2 separate regions of the Homo sapiens genome follow, and region 2 is linked to region 1. The links are chromatin loops, found by intact Hi-C in ENCODE. Cell type or tissue: pancreas. All regions are shown on one strand. Links, peaks and the distances in the headings refer to the core of each region. The heading gives the core; the rest is flanking DNA. Region 1 overlaps SFXN2 (sideroflexin 2). Region 2 overlaps CNNM2 (cyclin and CBS domain divalent metal cation transport mediator 2).

Region 1 (8,330 bases), core at 125-8,124:
TTCAAACTGCGTTTTTTTTTTTTTTCTTTTTAGTATGCCTTGTAATTTTTCACTGAAAGCTGGACATGATGTACCCTGTGAGAGGAACTGAGGGGTGAGGTTTTGTTTATCTAGGCTATGTTTACTGTTTGCTGTAGCTATAGGTATAAAAGGCTAAATTTTCTTCTGGTGTCCTTGTTCTTATCTCCCTTGCTGTCTATGGGTCTCTAGAGACTTCTTAAATAGGGCCTAAGACTTGTTACTCTTTTTGTTATAATCCTTGTAATGATACAGGAGCCCTGCTGGTGCAGTGGTGAGGTGAGGGAGTGGAGGATCTACAGTCCTGTGATGAGGTCTCAGTCTTCTGGGGAGCCTGTGCCCCTGAACCTTCACAAGAGCTTCTCAGCCTCCCCTTGTCCTCTTTAGGTGAGGCAGGAAGGCAAGAGGTGGCTGGAGTTCTCTTTCCCCAAGTCACTTAAGTTCTGGTACAACCCAAGATGGTTAGGCTCTGGTAAAATAGTTTCCCTCAAGGGTAGACCTTGTTGAGAAGAATAAAAGGGCTGGGCATGATAGTGCATGCCTGTAGTCCCAGCTACTTGGGAGGCTGAGGTTGGAGGATTGCTTGAGCCCAGGAGTTCGAGGTTGCAGTGAGCTATAATCATGCCTGTCAATTACCATTCACTCCAGCCTGGATAAAATAATGAGACTCTGTCTCTAAATAATAAAACAGGCCAGATGCGGCAGCTCACACCTGTAATCCCAGCACTTTGGGAGGCCGAGGCAGAAGGATTGCTTGAACCTAGGAGTTTGAAACCAGCCTGGGCAACATAGCGAGGTGCCATCTCTACAAAAAAATACAAAAATTAGCCAGGGTGGTGGTATGTGCCTGTAGTCCCAGTTACTCAGGAGGCTGACCTGGGAGGTAATAGTTGCATTGAACCATGATCACACCACTGCATCCCAGCCTGGGTGAGAGAATGAGACCCTGTCTCAAAAAAAAAGTAAAATTAAATAAAAAAAAGAAGTATAAAGGGCTTTGGGTGTTTTTTTGTTTGTTTGTTTTGTTTTGTTTTTCCCCCCAAGATGGAGTCTTGCTCTGTCACCCAGGCTCAGGCTGGAGTGCAGTGGTGTGATCTCAGCTCACTGCAACCTCTGCCTCCTGGGTTCAAGCAATTTTTCTGCCTCAGCCTCCTGAGTAGCTGGGATTACAGGTGCCTGGCACTGCGCCCGGCTCATTTTTGTATTTTTAGTAGAGATGGGGTTTCACCATGTTGGCCAGGCTGGTCTCAAACTCCTGACCTCATGATCCCCCTGCCTCGGCCTCCCAAAGTACTGGGATTACAGGCATGAGCCACTGCACCCAGCTGGCTGTTTTTCAAAATGGCTACTTTTCCCATCTCCCCTGCCAGAAACACCTGGGGGTATTATACTATTTAATGGGTGGGCTTTTGTTCCCAGAGCTCTCCAAGCACAGGCACTGTATTGTCCCCTTTTCCAGTCCCTCCTGCTGTATGGTCAAGCACAGAGCTGGCCACCAGCAGGCCCTCAGGAAACACATGTTGGTGCCCAGTTGCTCAATCTGATGACCATTCACTTGGGCCCTCCCAAGCTGAGTCAGACGATGCCCAGTAGCTGGTGAGAGCAGGCAGTCTGCAACAGTGGGACGTGCTCAGGTCCTCTGTGGTGGGCTTTGATTTAGGGGACAGTCATCTTCTTCCTTTGTCCCTTAGGTCCACAGTTTTATGTGTGAGCAAGATGGAGGCTGACCTGTCTGGCTTTAACATCGATGCCCCCCGTTGGGACCAGCGCACCTTCCTGGGGAGAGTGAAGCACTTCCTAAACATCACGGACCCCCGCACTGTCTTTGTATCTGAGCGGGAGCTGGACTGGGCCAAGGTGATGGTGGAGAAGAGCAGGTGAGGGGTCGGGGAAGGGGCTGGAAGTAGTAGGGTAACATTGATGGGGTCCTCTTGGGAGGAGGTGGAAACCGAAGGTGAAGGAATAGGCAGAAATCTCAGGGCTGGGGGCTGGAAGAAGTGAGAGTGGGGAGACTGGGAGACATTGATCAGGCAGGATGGTGACTGCCTGCTGTCCTTGGGTGGCAGGATGGGGGTTGTGCCCCCAGGCACCCAAGTGGAGCAGCTGCTGTATGCCAAGAAGCTGTATGACTCGGCCTTCCACCCCGACACTGGGGAGAAGATGAATGTCATCGGGCGCATGTCTTTCCAGCTTCCTGGCGGCATGATCATCACGGGCTTCATGCTCCAGTTCTACAGGTGGGACCTGGGGGCAGGGCCGTGGGAGGTACAGCTGCCTGGATCTGCTGGTCAGGGAGCCATACTATGATAATAATAATAGTTCTCTTGATTGGTCACTTACCAGATACCAGGCACTATGCTACATTCTTTGCTCGTATTGCTTCATTTAACCCTCGCAACAACCCTACACTATAGGTACTATTATTTCCATTTTATAGATGAAGAACTAGAGTTCTAGAGAAGCTGAAGAACTTGTCCAGGTTTAAACAGGCAGGAAATATGGGTGCCTGGATTTTAACTGAGGCAGTCCTGTGTAGAACCCTCAACAAATAAGCTACCCCAATTCCCTCTTTAAAAAGTACTTATTCCACAATGATTTTAATTATGTAACACCCAAACAAAACAATAGGAAGTCCCTTTCTTGGCTTGGTTGGGGAGAGAATAGACTGCCTCTGTAGCTGCTGGACATGTGACTCTTCTTCCTACCTCTTCCTTCCTCCCCTGCGTCCCCCACCCCACGCATTGATTGGTTCAGCTATTGAGCTGGGCTTTGGGCCGGGTGTTGGGAATGTGAAGGCTTCAGTAACCTCCCGTCAAGGAGCTCCCAGTTTTGTTGAGGAGACCAAGAAGTAAACAGTTACAGTACAGCTTGGTAAGTGGTAGGTTGGAGGAAGAACATGGGGTTGTGGGAGCAGGAGCATGGAGTGACTTACTCTGTCTCAGGAGGGGCAGGGAAAGGGTCGGGAAGGTTCCATGGAGGAAGTGATCCCTCTCAACAGGGCAGGGTTGGCCATGTATGGAAGGAGGAGGGGGAGATATTTGAGGCAGAGGGGCCAGCCTGCGCAGAAGCCCAGGTGCATAAAACAGTATGGGAACAAGCTGGGCACGGTGGCTCATGTCTGTAATCCCAGCACTTTGGGAAGCCAAGGCGGGTGGATTACTTGAGGTCAAGAGTTCAAGACCAGCCTGACCAATATGGTGAAACCCCGTCTCTACTAAAAATACAAAAATTAGCCAGGCGTGGTGGTGTGTGCCTGTAGTCCCAGCCACTTGGGAGGCTGAGACAGGAGAATTGCTTGAACCTGGGAGGCGGAGGTTGCAGTGAGCTGAGATCGTACCACTGCACTCCAGCCTGGGTGACAGAGTGAGACTCCGTCTCAAAAAAATAAAAATAAAAAACTAGTATGGGAACAGTGTGGGGACCTGCAGATCATGTGCTTTGACTGGCATACCCTCAGGACTCCCTGCCATCTGACTTCTCTCTGCCTCTCCTGGCCTTCCTCACTGGTAGGACGATGCCGGCGGTGATCTTCTGGCAGTGGGTGAACCAGTCCTTCAATGCCTTAGTCAACTACACCAACAGGAATGCGGCTTCCCCCACATCAGTCAGGTAGGAGACCTGAACCCCAGGCTGTCCTCGTGTCTCCCCACGAACAGCTTTTCTAAAGGGTTCTGGGCTGTCAGTCCTTCCTGGGTAGCACCTGCACTGAGCAGGTGACCAAGTCACCCTTTCCCAGGGTTTGGAAATATTTTCTCAAGCTGAGTAGGGGTGGATCTTCTTCCTAGACCAATTCCAAATGTGTTTATTCATTCATTCTCTAAATATTTCTTCTTGAGTGTGTCTTATGTGCTGGGGATGTGCATGGTTCTAGATGCTGGGATACATTGTTAAGACATGTGGTTGGGCCAGGCACGGTGGTTCTCACCTGTAATCCTAGCGCTTTGGGAGGCTGAGGCAGGCAGATTGCCTAAGATCAGTCTCAAAACAAACAAAAAAAACCACCCAGAAAACCAGGGTTGCAAGGCAGAGAACAGCAGAGCGGTGTCTGTGTAGTTAGGCCACTTAGAGCAGTCCCATCTGTGAAGACGACATTTCAACTGTCCTGAAGGATGAGGGATGAATGACCCAAGAGCCCAGGGAACACCTCCCCGCATAGGGAGCAGCCGTGTGCAGAGGCTCCGAGGCAGGGAGGAACTTGGCATGTTCACAGTACTGAAAGAAGACCAAGGGGGCTGGAGCACTGTGAGTGAGGGGGAGAGGGTCACAAGATAAGGCTGGGGACAGATCCTGTGCGGTTTTCACGCACGAAGCCTCGCCAGCCGACTTTCTCCCTGAAGCCCGTGGTTTGGCCCTCAGCCGGCAGGGGCCCCACTCCCAAGCATCTCTCTCCTCCCCCAGGCAGATGGCCCTTTCCTACTTCACAGCCACAACCACTGCTGTGGCCACGGCTGTGGGCATGAACATGTTGACAAAGGTATGGTCTGGGGCCGCTGCAGCATGGTGGCCACGCGGGGGCAGCAGAGTCCTAGGGAAAACGTCCTTCCCCCAGGGACAGTTCCCCAGGCTGGGTGAGTTGGGAATGGCCAGAGCCCGGCTGGCCAAGTGATGAGAAATACACCAGGGCCGTCCCCAGGTTGGTTCTTCTTGGGCCTTTGAGGGAGTTTGGGGTTCCCAGACTGGGTGTCTGGATGTGTGGCGGTAGCAAGGCCTAGTTTTCTTTTTTGTATTCTAGTCGTTCAGCCCCCTCCCCTCCCATCTTCCAGCGCTTCTGAACAACTCCTACTGTTCTCTTCCCCCAACAGAAAGCGCCGCCCTTGGTGGGCCGCTGGGTGCCCTTTGCCGCTGTGGCTGCGGCTAACTGTGTCAATATCCCCATGATGCGACAGCAGTGAGTAAAGGCCCCTTTTTCTCCCTACAAACCACAAGATTAGCAGAAAAGGGGCAAGAAACCAAAGCAGTGGGTGGCTTCTGGGGACTGCGGTGGGCATGGGGAGGGCTGCTGGGCTGAGCCTCTGAAGGGCCCTGGGATTGGCAGCTCCCATGGTGATGGCCCCGGGAGTGGTGGGTGACTTTGGGTTAGGCCGTGTGTTGAGTCCCGTGGGAGTCCTCTCCTGGGTGATGTGGGATGGGAAAGACAGGGTGGACCTGTGGAGTTTTACACTGGATCATGTCCTTTTGGACCTGTGTTAAAATTGTGAACTCCTCCTACTTCCCAAGCCCTGGGGATGGCATACAGAATGAAATGTAGCAGGCTGAGGTGTCTAAAGATAGCATAGAACCCAGAAGCTTTGAAAGAAGCCAGAGGAGTAGACAGAAGTTTTCCAGGCACCCAACTCTAAGCTTTTCAGGAGAAAAGGTAAAGGAGAAACTCATTGTGTCTCACAGTTCTTATTTCTTGACTAGAGAAATCTCTGTTATGAGGTTTTAATGATGTAATATATGTAAAGCACTCAAAATAGCACCTGGAACATAAGAGATGCTACATAAGTGTTCACTGTTATTTCTACCATTGTCATCATCATCAATATCTACAAGCCACATTTTCTTGGGACTACCAACAAATGGAAAATGTTCACACTAGTCTTTGTAGAGGAAGCACTACCAGAATAGTTGTGCACACATGCTGCTCCATTCATCTTTCCTTCCCCATCCAGTGGCCCTTTCCTAACAGGAGAATGAGTCCCTGCCACCTACCGGGGCTTGAGTTGAGTGCTGTCAAGAACTGGCCTGAGAAGAACAGCTGGGGTGGGCTGGGTGCGGTGGCTCACGCCTGTAATCCCAGCACTTTGGGATGCTGAGGCAGGAGGATCACCTGAGGCCAGGAGTTTGAGACCAGCCTGGCCAACATGGCAAAACCCCATCTCTACTAAAAATACAAAAATTAGGGCCAGGCGTGGTAGCTCACGCCTGTAATCCCAGCACTTTGGGAGGCTGAGGTGGGCGGATCACGAGGTCAGGAGATCGAGACCATCCTGGCTAACACGGTGAAACCCCGTCTCTACTAAAAAATACAAAAAATTAGCCAGGTATGGTGGCGGGTGCCTGTAGTCCCGGCAACTTGGGAGGCTGAGGCAGGAGAATGTTGTGAACCCGGGAGGCGGAGCTTGTAGTGAGCCAAGATCGCACCACTGCACTCCAGCCTGGGTGACAGAGTGAGACTCCATCACAAAAAAAAAACCAAAAAACAAAAACAAAAATTAGCCGGGCATGGTGGCGCATGCCTGTAATTCTAGCTACTGGGGAGGTTGAGGCAGGAGAATCGCTTGAACCCAGGAGATGGAGGTTGCAGTGAGCCAAGATCATGCCACTACACTCCAGCCTGGGTGACAGAGTGCGATTGTCTCAAAAAAAAAAAAAAAAAAAAAAGGAATAGCTAGAGTAGCTACTGTTTGTGGAGTGATCACACTGTGTGTCAGGTGCTGGACCAAGTATTTCATAGCCATTATCTCATTTAATCCTTACCAGGTCCTGTAAAGTGGGTGCCAGGATGATCCCCATTTTGCAGATAAGCAAAACTGAGGCTTTGGGAGGGTTAAAGACTGTGCTCAAGGTCACACACATCCCCTGCAGTTTCAGGACTCAACCCAGACAGTCCGGGCCCAGGGCCACCGCTCTCAGCCACTGCCCTAGATCACTCCTAAGATACTGCTTATTGGAGTGCAGAAGGAAGGTCAAAGGCCCAGGCTACAGGAGGTGGCTTCCTGGAGCTTAAGTGGCCTGGCCTTGGTCCCCTGGCATGTCATGTGGCTGGCAGGCTTCCATCACCCCTTTCCCAAGTCCATTAACTCCTGTCTGTGTTTAGGGAGCTCATAAAGGGAATCTGCGTGAAGGACAGGAATGAAAATGAGATTGGTCATTCCCGGGTGAGCAGAGGCCTCCCTTTGGGGTGGGAGGAGGGAATTCCCTCTCATACCCTGTCCCCTCCTTAGTGGTCAGAGTAGGCACCAATATAGGATTGAGAAGCCTTTTCTGGCTCCATCCTCACTCCCTATCAAATTTTCCCCATGTTTCTCTGTTCAGAACAGGCCCCTTCTCTCTTTTCTCCATCATTTCTGGTCCATAAAAACCTGGCTAGGTGGGAGGGGATAAAGTGAGGTCACTCAGCAACTGGAGGGTCCTTCCCTTCCCCTTTACCATCTCAGACTTGGCCATGATGCTGACCCAGCCCCCTGGTGCAGCACATGTACACTGGATACATCATTTCTGACAACTTACTATTTTCTGCCCTCAGAGAGCTGCGGCCATAGGCATCACCCAAGTAGTTATTTCTCGGATCACCATGTCAGCTCCTGGGATGAGTAAGATGGGGAAGCCCTTCCATCCTGGGGAAGCCTGTGACACAGGGTGGAGGTCTCAGCCACACTCAGCTTTTGGGTGGGAGGTGGGGCCCACCTTCTACAGCCATGCTTCTCAAACTGCTTTGCTTGATTGCTGTAAGCCTAGAAGAACCACACTAGTTCCTAGAACATCAGTTCATCCAAGGTTTGGGGTAGAAAGTTATTTTCATTTTATTAATACTTGTCAAGCCCTTGTGTTTAATGTTAGACACAGTGTGGGGTGCTAGGGAGAGTGATAGAGAAAATAAATTCCCTGCTTTGGTTTGCTTCCAGCAGTGGGTGTATTGCAAAATTTGTTTGCACGAACGTACAAATACATTTTTGAGTTTTGAGAAGGTAGCTTTGGACCTAGCAGCACATGTTTTCCTGATATTGCAAGTGTGCAGGTTGAGAAGCTTGGGAAGCACTGTTCTGCCAGGACTTTGGGGAGAAAGTTTGGGGGTGGTCATGCCTACTTGCTCTTCTGTTCTGCCTAGTGGTAAGTATTTTCTGGAGCTTCTGCTGAAGGAGAGGGAACCACTTGGTTCCTGGTCTGACTTCAGAAGGAGTCCTGGGGAGAGCCTCCCAGCCCTCCCCTCAGCTTCTCCCTGGTCTCTTCCAGTCTTGCTGCCAGTCATCATGGAAAGGCTTGAGAAATTGCACTTCATGCAGGTATGTAGGGTTTGCTTTGGCATTTTCCCTGCCCAGAGTGCGTCCAGCCACATCTGTCCCTAGGGATACCTGACCTGCCCTCCCCCACCCATCCTTCCCTTTAGCTACCATGCTGTCATCTCACTCAAGCCCACACCAATCTCCACTGACCTCCTGTTTAGATATACCATGGCCAGTTTCCTTACCTGGTCTGCAGAGAACAAGGCCTTCTTTAAGGGCCAGGGGGTCCTTGCCTGTGGGTTTTTCTTTTTTCTTTTGAGATGGAGTCTCGCTCTGTCGCCCAGGCTGGAGTGCAGTGGCGCGATCTTGGCTCACTGCAAGCTC
Region 2 (8,330 bases), core at 254-8,253, 340 kb after region 1:
AGTGAGACCCCGTCTCTATAAAAAAATAGAAAAATTAGCTGGGCATGGTGGTGCACACCTGTAGTGCCAGCTACTCAGGAGGCTGAGTTACAAGTGTTGCTTGAGCTCAGGAGTTCAAGGCTGCAGGATTCTCACCACCGGTGCGGTGAGCCATGATTGCACCACTGCACTCCAGCCTGGGTGACAGAGTAAGACCCTGTCTGAAAAAATAAATTTTAAAACCATCTTTATGAAAAAAAAATTTGGCAACCCCGTATCTTTCCCTGTATCTGTCTCTGTAGAGGTGCGTCTTACTGGCCGTTAGGATGGAAATGTCTAGGAATCACTGAGCTTAGCATATCCACCCCGCAGCAGTGAATCTCAACTAGATGGAGTCCAGAGGGAAGATGGCAGATCCTCCCCTGCCTGGGATCCTGTCTGGAAGGACAGAGGAAGCATCAGCTGGAATGGCAGTGGTCTGGAGTTTTGAGTCTTGCAGCCGCCCTTGCTTAATCAGTTGACTCAGCTACACTGCCTTTGAGGGAGTCCCTTGAGAGGCCAGGGCACACAGTTTCCAGGGCTGGGGCCATTGTTCACAGACAGAGCCTTAAAGCAATGATTCCCAAAGTTTGTGGCTTGCTAGAATCACCCGGAAATCTTTTTAAATAAAATCCTGATGCCCAGATTCACCTATATTGTTAAATGAGAATGCCCGAGGGCCGGAGCCAGAGTCGGTAATCTGGGAATCTCTGCTTTGAGTGTGCAAGGCAGAGCTTCAGGCCTCAGAGTGGAACCACCGCACGCTTCCAAGAGACAGATGGTGTGAACCTATGGATTAAATAGAAAAAAAGATGTACAGTTTTCTGTTTTACAGTCTTGTTTTGGTTGTGCCTGCCCTACTAGTCCTGACAGTTTTATCTCCAAAGAATAGTGACCTGGCATCTGTCTGCAGGGACACAACACAAAAGGCCCTGTAACTTGTACAACAAATGCTCCAGATAACTGGAGACACCCAGGAACGGAAGTCACCATGAGGCTCCACTGCATTTGACTCTTCCTCCTGATTTCCTGCATGGAGGGTCAGGCTCAGAGCTGGTCACGCAGCCACTCTTGAGGTTACAAACTACAAAGCAGACATTTGCAGCCAGCACATACATGTCAGTTCAGGAAGAGATGGACACGGAATTGGGGAGACATGTACCGTGGCTACTCCTGTGTGTGTTGCTATCTCTGAACCTTGTTCCTCCCCTCCTCTTTGAAGGGACCCTACTTCAGGGACTTCCCCAGCACCCAGAGTCCTGAATTTTCAACAGCCTTCCCATGGCCCCACAGATGGGGATGTCCTGCTGCCTGTCCCTCTCCTGCCGGGGCCACTGTCCTCCCACTGATTCCTCTGTAGGGTAGGAAAGCCTCCTGCAGCCCCCAGCGGCCTGTGGTCAGTGATTGCTCCCGGCGGCCTTGAGCACCTTGAGGCCCTGACCGTCCTTGCCCCTGGAATTCTCCTGACCCCTGCTCTTCTGCCATGGTGCCGTGGTCTGGGCCTCCCTTTTCAGGCTCTGCCATGGTCCTGTTATGGTTTCAGTTTTCCCTGCTGCTCTCAGTCACGGGCTGAGCTTCGGTCCTTTTCCTGTCTCAGGTCCCCATCTCCAGCCCTGACCTCTCTCCAGACCTTCTTTCTCCCACTCGTGGTGTCCCTGTTCCTCAGCCCCTCCCAATGGGCCTCTGGTTCCTATACTCCTGTCTCCCTGATGGCTTCTTCGAATCATGCTGGTCCCTTATCAATAGCTTCTCTACCGCACTCCCTCCCCAGGCCTGTGGCTGCCACCCTCGTGGAAGCAGACTCTGTTCCTCCACCCAGGACCCAACCCTGCCAGCCCATTGCCTGGGGATCTGCTCACCCAGCTGCCTTCCAGATGTGCCCTCACTCCTCCCTGCAAACACAGAGCCTGGCCGGCCGCTGCCGCCACCCTGGGCCTCCCTCATGCTGTCCCTTTCTCTTGGTCATCCACAGCTTTTCCTTCCTGTATGCGATTTGTCTTTATATAAGAACAAGAAGTAAGATTTTTCTGGGAGCTTCTGTTCCCAATGTCTTTTTCCTCATGCTGAGCTCTTGTGTGCCATGTGGGCTGTTGCTTCTCATGTGCTCGCCTGTCCCTGCTGCATGGTCAGCCCGTGGGGGATGACGGCTGTCATCTCCGACTCCACAGTGTCATCTCTAGGGCCCTGCCTGTGTGGGGAAGGTTTGTAGCACCTGCCCATTTGCAGGTGGATTTTATATCATGGGTGGAGTTGTAAGTTTATACGGCAAGATAATTGGCTAGGGACTGGTGAACTGTCATTTCTGTTGAGCAGGAAAACCTGAGAGGCAGTAGTTCTTCTCCTGAAGCTATGGCCCAAGAAAGACCTTTTGTAATTGGAAACTTAATATAAAATGATAGTTTGCATCAGGTGGCATAGCATCTTTTTTTTTTTTTTTTCTTTGAGACAGGGTCTCATTCTGTGGCCTGGGCTGGAGTGCAGTGGCGTGATCATGGCTCACTGCCTCACAGGTTCAAGTAATCCTCCCAAGTAGCTGAGACTACAGGTGCACGCCACCATGCCTGGCTAATTTTTGTAGAGATGGGGTCTTGCTGTGTTGCCCAGGCTGATCTTGAACTCCTGGGCTCAAGCAATTTGCCTGCCTCGGTCTCCCAAAGTGCTGAGGTTACAGGTATGAGCCACTGCTCCCAGCCTCCTAGCATCCTGATGAAGAGCTTGTTCTTTACTAAATCTTGCTGATCCCCCCTCCCCTGATTTGTAGGAGGGCAATGATTTGTCTGCTGCATCGAGTTGTGCACATTAAATGAATTCATAAAACACTGATGTGTTAGCACAATTCCTTTTCAATACATGGCATCTTAATTTTTGTTCACCCATTGTAAAGGATGCCTCACACAGTTGTAGTAATGGGAACAAGAGCATTTCTGACCCTTGGCCTGAGAAACTAGAAGTGAAACTGACTTAGAGCATTTCAGTAGCCCAGAAAACACAATGAGCACCTACCATGCAGGGATTATAGTGGACCCTGGGGTTCCAGGGATGAATAAGACACTCTATCCCAAAAGAACTCATCAAGGTAAAGAAGAAGTTGTCGACAAGTTAGCGAAAGTGAAGAAAAGGGAAAATCTTAGGGGGAGGAGAGGGGAACTTTATTTTAATGGAAGGAGACTTTCTTCAAACTGCTTTTCCAAGACAGGAGAAAAATCCCATGGAATTTAAGTGCCTCCAGGAGTGTAGACAGCAAGTTACCAGCCTGCGAGGGGTCTGCTCAGTGGTCAGGACACCGTGCTCGTGAGACAGAGTGGGTTCTACCCAGGTTATTCCTCTCTGTTCCATGGCCACAAACCATGTCGGCCCTTGACCCTGATTCAGCCCCGGCCCTGGCTCCTTGGACAGCCTAGGCAGCCATCGCCCAGCATCATCTTGGTGCTGGTCCCACTGATGGAGCAAGAGCACCACCTTTCCATTGCTGGAGGCCTCCTGAAGAATCCAAGAACTACAGATATTGGGAAGATACTAAGTGGACTCACAGAAAGTAAACATCACAGGCCAGGCACAGTGATTCACGCCTGTAATCCCTTTGGGAGCACTTTGGGAGGCCAAGACAGTGAGACAGGATTATTTGAGCTCAAGAGTTCAAAACCAGCCTAGGTAACATAAGGAGATCTATCTCTACAAAGAAAACTGTATTTTAAGTTTTTAATTTAAGAATTATTTTAAAAATAAACATCACATTTACACTGTCACCTCTGTATAATCAGCCAAATCCAGTTTTCATATTTAAAGCGAATGAGCCCCCTCCTCTCAGTGGGAAAGATGAGCTGAAGCTTTACTCCCTCGATAGTGTTGGGAAAAGAAATCAGACAAAAATCTAAGGAAGGACCAAATATTGTACAGAGTGTGCCAGTAGGCTTTTGCAACTGGACTGAAAATACCTGCCTTTTCTCTCCACAGGGGAAAGTGGAAGTTGAAGCTGGGAAAGAAGGTATGAAGTTTGAAGCGAGCGCCTTCTCATACTATGGCGTGATGGCCCTGACAGCCTCTCCAGGTATGTTTGGTTCCCAGCCGCATAGGGCAGGACCACGTGTTAGGAAGTAAGGCCCCTCTCCTTTCATCTTGCTTTCTGTATCTGCCAGCTGACCCCATTCACTTCCTTTTTGAACTTTTTTTTTGAAGTATATCATATATGCAGAAAATCTGCACAAATCCTAAGTATATACCTCCATGAATTCTCACAAACTGAACACGTGTAAAGTGGCACCCAGACCAAGAGACAGGACGTTACCAGCCCCACAGAACTCCCATCACGCTCCCTTTTAGTCACTGGTCCCCCAGAGTAACTGCTTTCTTGACTTCTCAGCCTAATTCTGCCTGCTTTTGAACTTTGCATAAATGGAGACACTGTGTGTGTTACACAGAGGCTGGCTCCTTTCTCTGTGTCGTGCTTGTCACATCACCTCTGTTGCTGTGTGTGATCACACTATTTCCTCTTGCCATGTCTAGTATGCCACTGTGTGAATACACAGCAGTGCACGTGTCCTTTCATTGCTGATAGACATTGGGGTAGTCCCGTCTGGGGCTACTGTCAATATGTGGCTTTGAACATTCTTATACATGTCTTTGGGTGAACGTGTGTGTCCATTTCTGCTGGGTGCGCACCTGGGACTGGCGCTACGTGTCAGAGGGTGTGCCTCTGGATTCAGCTCTGATGTACCTGCTTACTCCCAACCTGTGCTGTGTGAATTCCGGTTGCTCTGCATCCAGCACTTGGTATTGTTGAGTCTGTTAAATGTTAGCAGTTTGGGAGGTCTTAATTTGCATGTTTCTGAGGACGAATGAGGTTGTTGCTATATACTGACTGCCTGTGGCCGGCTCTTGTCTGGAGAGCTGGCCAGGCGAGTCAGCCAGTTAAGGGTGGGTGGCCATGGGGGATTGACAGTTCTCTGAACACAAGATTCCAAGATGCCAGCCAGCCAGATGTGCTCTCAGACATGAACACAGATAGATACCTGGTGGCTTGCTGGCCTCTGGGGATGGCGCTGCTTGGCAGAGCGCACACGCTTGCTATTAATACCTGAGGCAGCCCGAACAGGTCGGGCAGGTCGACAGAGATGCTGGGGTGCCACCTTGTGGCAAAAACACCAAATGATGTGCGGTTTTAGGAAACTTCATTTACAAACCTCAAACCTAAAAATAACCCATTTTAAAAGAATTCCTGAAAGCCAGGCTTCCAAGGGGAGGAGATGCCTCCAGACAAGACTGTTTCTGTGACATTGGTCTTCATCGACTGCTCCACCCAGTAGTCTGAGGAACCCAAAGATGTTTCAGTTAGAAAGTCACTGAGACGTCAAGAATTCTGTCGTATTTCTAAACTTCCTCTGCCCCAAATGCCCCTTCTCACTATCCTTGTGCAGGTGTTTGAGTCCTGGAGGCACAGTGTCCCCACTGTCAACTGCTGACCAACACCCAACACCCACTGTGAACATGGGCCTGTCTGACCCTACTTAATGAGTAGGTTTCTGTTGTAAACTTGAAGGTGACCTTCGTTTTCACTGCTTAGTGAGAGAGACAGGGTAGCTCTTACCTAGGCATGAGAAGACCTGGGTTATAGCTTCAGTTCCATCACAGGCAGGTCGTGTGGTGTTGAGCGAGGCCCTTGGTCTCATCCTTGTTAAGAGGATATAATGATGCCAGCTCATGTGATTATTAGAAGACTAGGATGCAGTGATCCTCACACAAGTGCTTCGTCCCCTTGAAAGCATGAGGGGAAATGTGAGTATAGTAGAAAGGTGCCTGACTGTGATGAGTTTTGGCAGCTGACCTCAAATTAGCCCCAGGTGAGCAGAACCAGATTTATAAGATGGCTTTGAAAATAAACTAGGAGTGGGTTGTACATTTCTACCAATTACTGGTTCCTGAAACATAAATACCAGCGCAGTTCCTGTTGAACTGTAATGGAAGGACAAGTCTCATTTAGAAGAGGATGTGGTGAGCAGCCCTCTGAGTCTGGAACTGCTAAAAAGGAAGGGGAAATCACTTGAGGTCAGGAGTTCAAGACCAGCCTGGCCAACATGGTGAAACCCCATCTCTACTAAAAATACAAAAATTAGCCAGGCATGGTGGCACATGCCTGTAGTCCTAGCTACTTGGGAGGCTGAGGCAGGAGAATCGCTTGAACCTGGGAGGTGGAGGTTGCAGTGAGCGCAGAGCACGCCACTGTACTCCAGCCCAGGTGACAGAGCGAGAATCCATCTGAAACTAAAAAAGCGGGGGGGGAATTTCATTAATGGCATCTTACCTATTCCAAAGCCTAGTATTTTACTTAACTTTACAACTAAGATTTGGGATTTTGTATATTCATTGAGAGGCACAGTTAGTACAGATATCACAAGGTAAAGTTTCTGTTTATTGATGTTCGCTGTCTGGGGAAAACCGACAATAATCAGTTCTTAAGACCTACCTGCCCCAGAGGTGTGATTCCTGCTCAACATTTCATGTTCTGAGACTTTTCAATCTGATGGGGCAGTGAGTAAGTGGTGATGAGGATGACTCTGGTCTGCATTCCCAGGAAATCTGTGTATGCGTTCTTTACTTACTTTCCTCTATGTTGAGATTTGAAAGCGTTCCTAACAATTCAAAGCTTCAGGTCAAAATTAAAATGAGCTAAAGTTGCACAGATGGGGAGCTGTAGGCTGTGCAGTGAGTGAGTATTGGGGTGCAGGCGCCAGCGGTTTGAGTCAGGCTCTTAGGGCAGTTGACTAATCGAGCTCCCCTTTTGCGCAGCTACTGGTGATTTAAGCCCTTAAGAGTAGCAGGTTTCGAGCTATCAACCCCAATTGGTTATTAGTGGCTTAAGAGATTTCTTGGTTAGTAACAAACTCGTGGGTAGGATTTCTCCTGATCTTGGCCTCCCTGTATTCCTCTTCCTGGAAAGCAGTGTGTGTTGTTTTGTTTCTATAATACCATACCGACTTGCATTTCTGCAACTGAATGCTCATATTGTATTGATAGAACAAGTATCCCCTCCTGTCCCTTGATTACAGAGATCTCTGTTCTTGCCTTTTGATGCGATCTCACCCTGTTTTTCTCCATTTTTCAGTTCCTTTGTCCCTGTCTCGTACCTTTGTTGTCAGCAGAACAGAGTTGTTAGCAGCAGGTTCTCCAGGTAATTCTGCATGCTTCCTTTCCGTAATTCTCCTGATTGCCTTCCTTGCCCCCCATCACGCCTGGCTGGCTGGGTCTGCTCCCTTTACCTGGACAGGCTGTTTTCAGTGTTCCTTGGAGCGCTAAAGCTCTAAGGTTCCGTAACTTTATAGCGAGCTCTCCAGGAAAGCATAAGCCACAGCAGGTGGAGAGTCCAGAACAGCGCAAAGTCACCATGCACAGGAGTAGCCATGAAGCATGGAAAGGGAGGGCGGCTCTGGTGTGGATTGTTAGCGCTCCCTGCCCTTGTGGCTGACCTTGAATTTTCAGGTCAGCAGTAGGGGACTGTTCTTGGTTCTTATTCTGACCTCAGCAAGTCATGGTATCTGGAGTTTGCAGAGGCCCTGAGGGCCTCAAACCCTGAGGCCGCTTTTATAGAGCACATTTGCCAAAGGCCTGAGAGCTGTGAACTCTTCTTGGTAAGCAAGAAAAATACCCCATCCACACAGGCGCACGACATTCTTGTATCCTGGGTTCTTCCCACATCCGTGTGAGTGGAGCGCGAGCGCCTCTGCTGTCCGCCAGGCAGGCGGCCCTACTTCTCCCCACCACCAGGCAGGCGACCCCGCTTCTCCCCACCACCAGGCAGGCGACCCCGCTTCTCCCCGCCACCAGGCAGGCGACCCCGCTTCTCCCCGCCACCAGGCAGGCGACCCCGCTTCTCCCTGCCACCTGACTTTGTTTTGGAGTGAACACCCGGCACATTCCTATCCCGCTGCTGCCGACTGCCCTGCAGGAGAGGGTGGCCAGTCCTAACTAATACGTCCAGCTATTAAAAAGAAGGGAAAAGGCTTAATCTGTCTTTAATTAAAATTGCTGGGATTTCCTAGTTGGTAACACAATTTTCCTATATTTATCTTCGGAGTTTTTTCCATAATTACTATCATAAAACTTTGGAACATAAACTTGGCCACAAAACCTGACCTGAACTGGGGGTCAGCCACTACGGTTTTAGCTCTACTTGTTGTGAATCCTTGTCCGTCTCACCAAAAGTTAATGTGTTTGCGGACTAGGGCCGCCCCAGAATTGCTGGTGGTGTATGTAACATGGGGTGTATGGACTGTATCACCTTCCAGAATTCAAACATCTCTCTGGCCCCCAAGGGCTTC

What was found. Peaks named below come from ENCODE experiments on the same cell type or tissue, not always from the same donor. Only the 100,000 strongest peaks of a DNase experiment are listed, where the experiment ranks them.
Region 2: it touches region 1 in a loop (2.2-fold over the local background); 56 of 110 quality-filtered maps call a loop at or near these places.

Annotation. Positions count from the first base shown.
Region 1 is chr10:102,724,903-102,733,232 of GRCh38, forward strand. It overlaps SFXN2 (sideroflexin 2), which reads left to right. Exons shown (of 12, transcript NM_178858.6): 2 at 1,710-1,895; 3 at 2,085-2,255; 4 at 3,529-3,627; 5 at 4,417-4,492; 6 at 4,821-4,906; 7 at 6,821-6,881; 8 at 7,250-7,316; 9 at 7,957-8,006. The coding sequence starts at 1,735. Among named protein-coding and RNA genes, the nearest start is that of SFXN2, 14 kb to the left of the region's middle. RefSeq lists enhancers at 3,871-4,645, 4,646-5,418. In pancreas, for the core only: a CTCF peak has its summit at 4,529 (motif pointing right); a DNase peak (open chromatin) is centred at 4,519.
Region 2 is chr10:103,064,657-103,072,986 of GRCh38, forward strand. It overlaps CNNM2 (cyclin and CBS domain divalent metal cation transport mediator 2), which reads left to right. Exons shown (of 8, transcript NM_017649.5): 5 at 3,973-4,066; 6 at 7,118-7,183. Among named protein-coding and RNA genes, the nearest start is that of NT5C2, 120 kb to the right of the region's middle. In pancreas, for the core only: a CTCF peak has its summit at 5,135 (motif pointing left); a DNase peak (open chromatin) is centred at 5,085.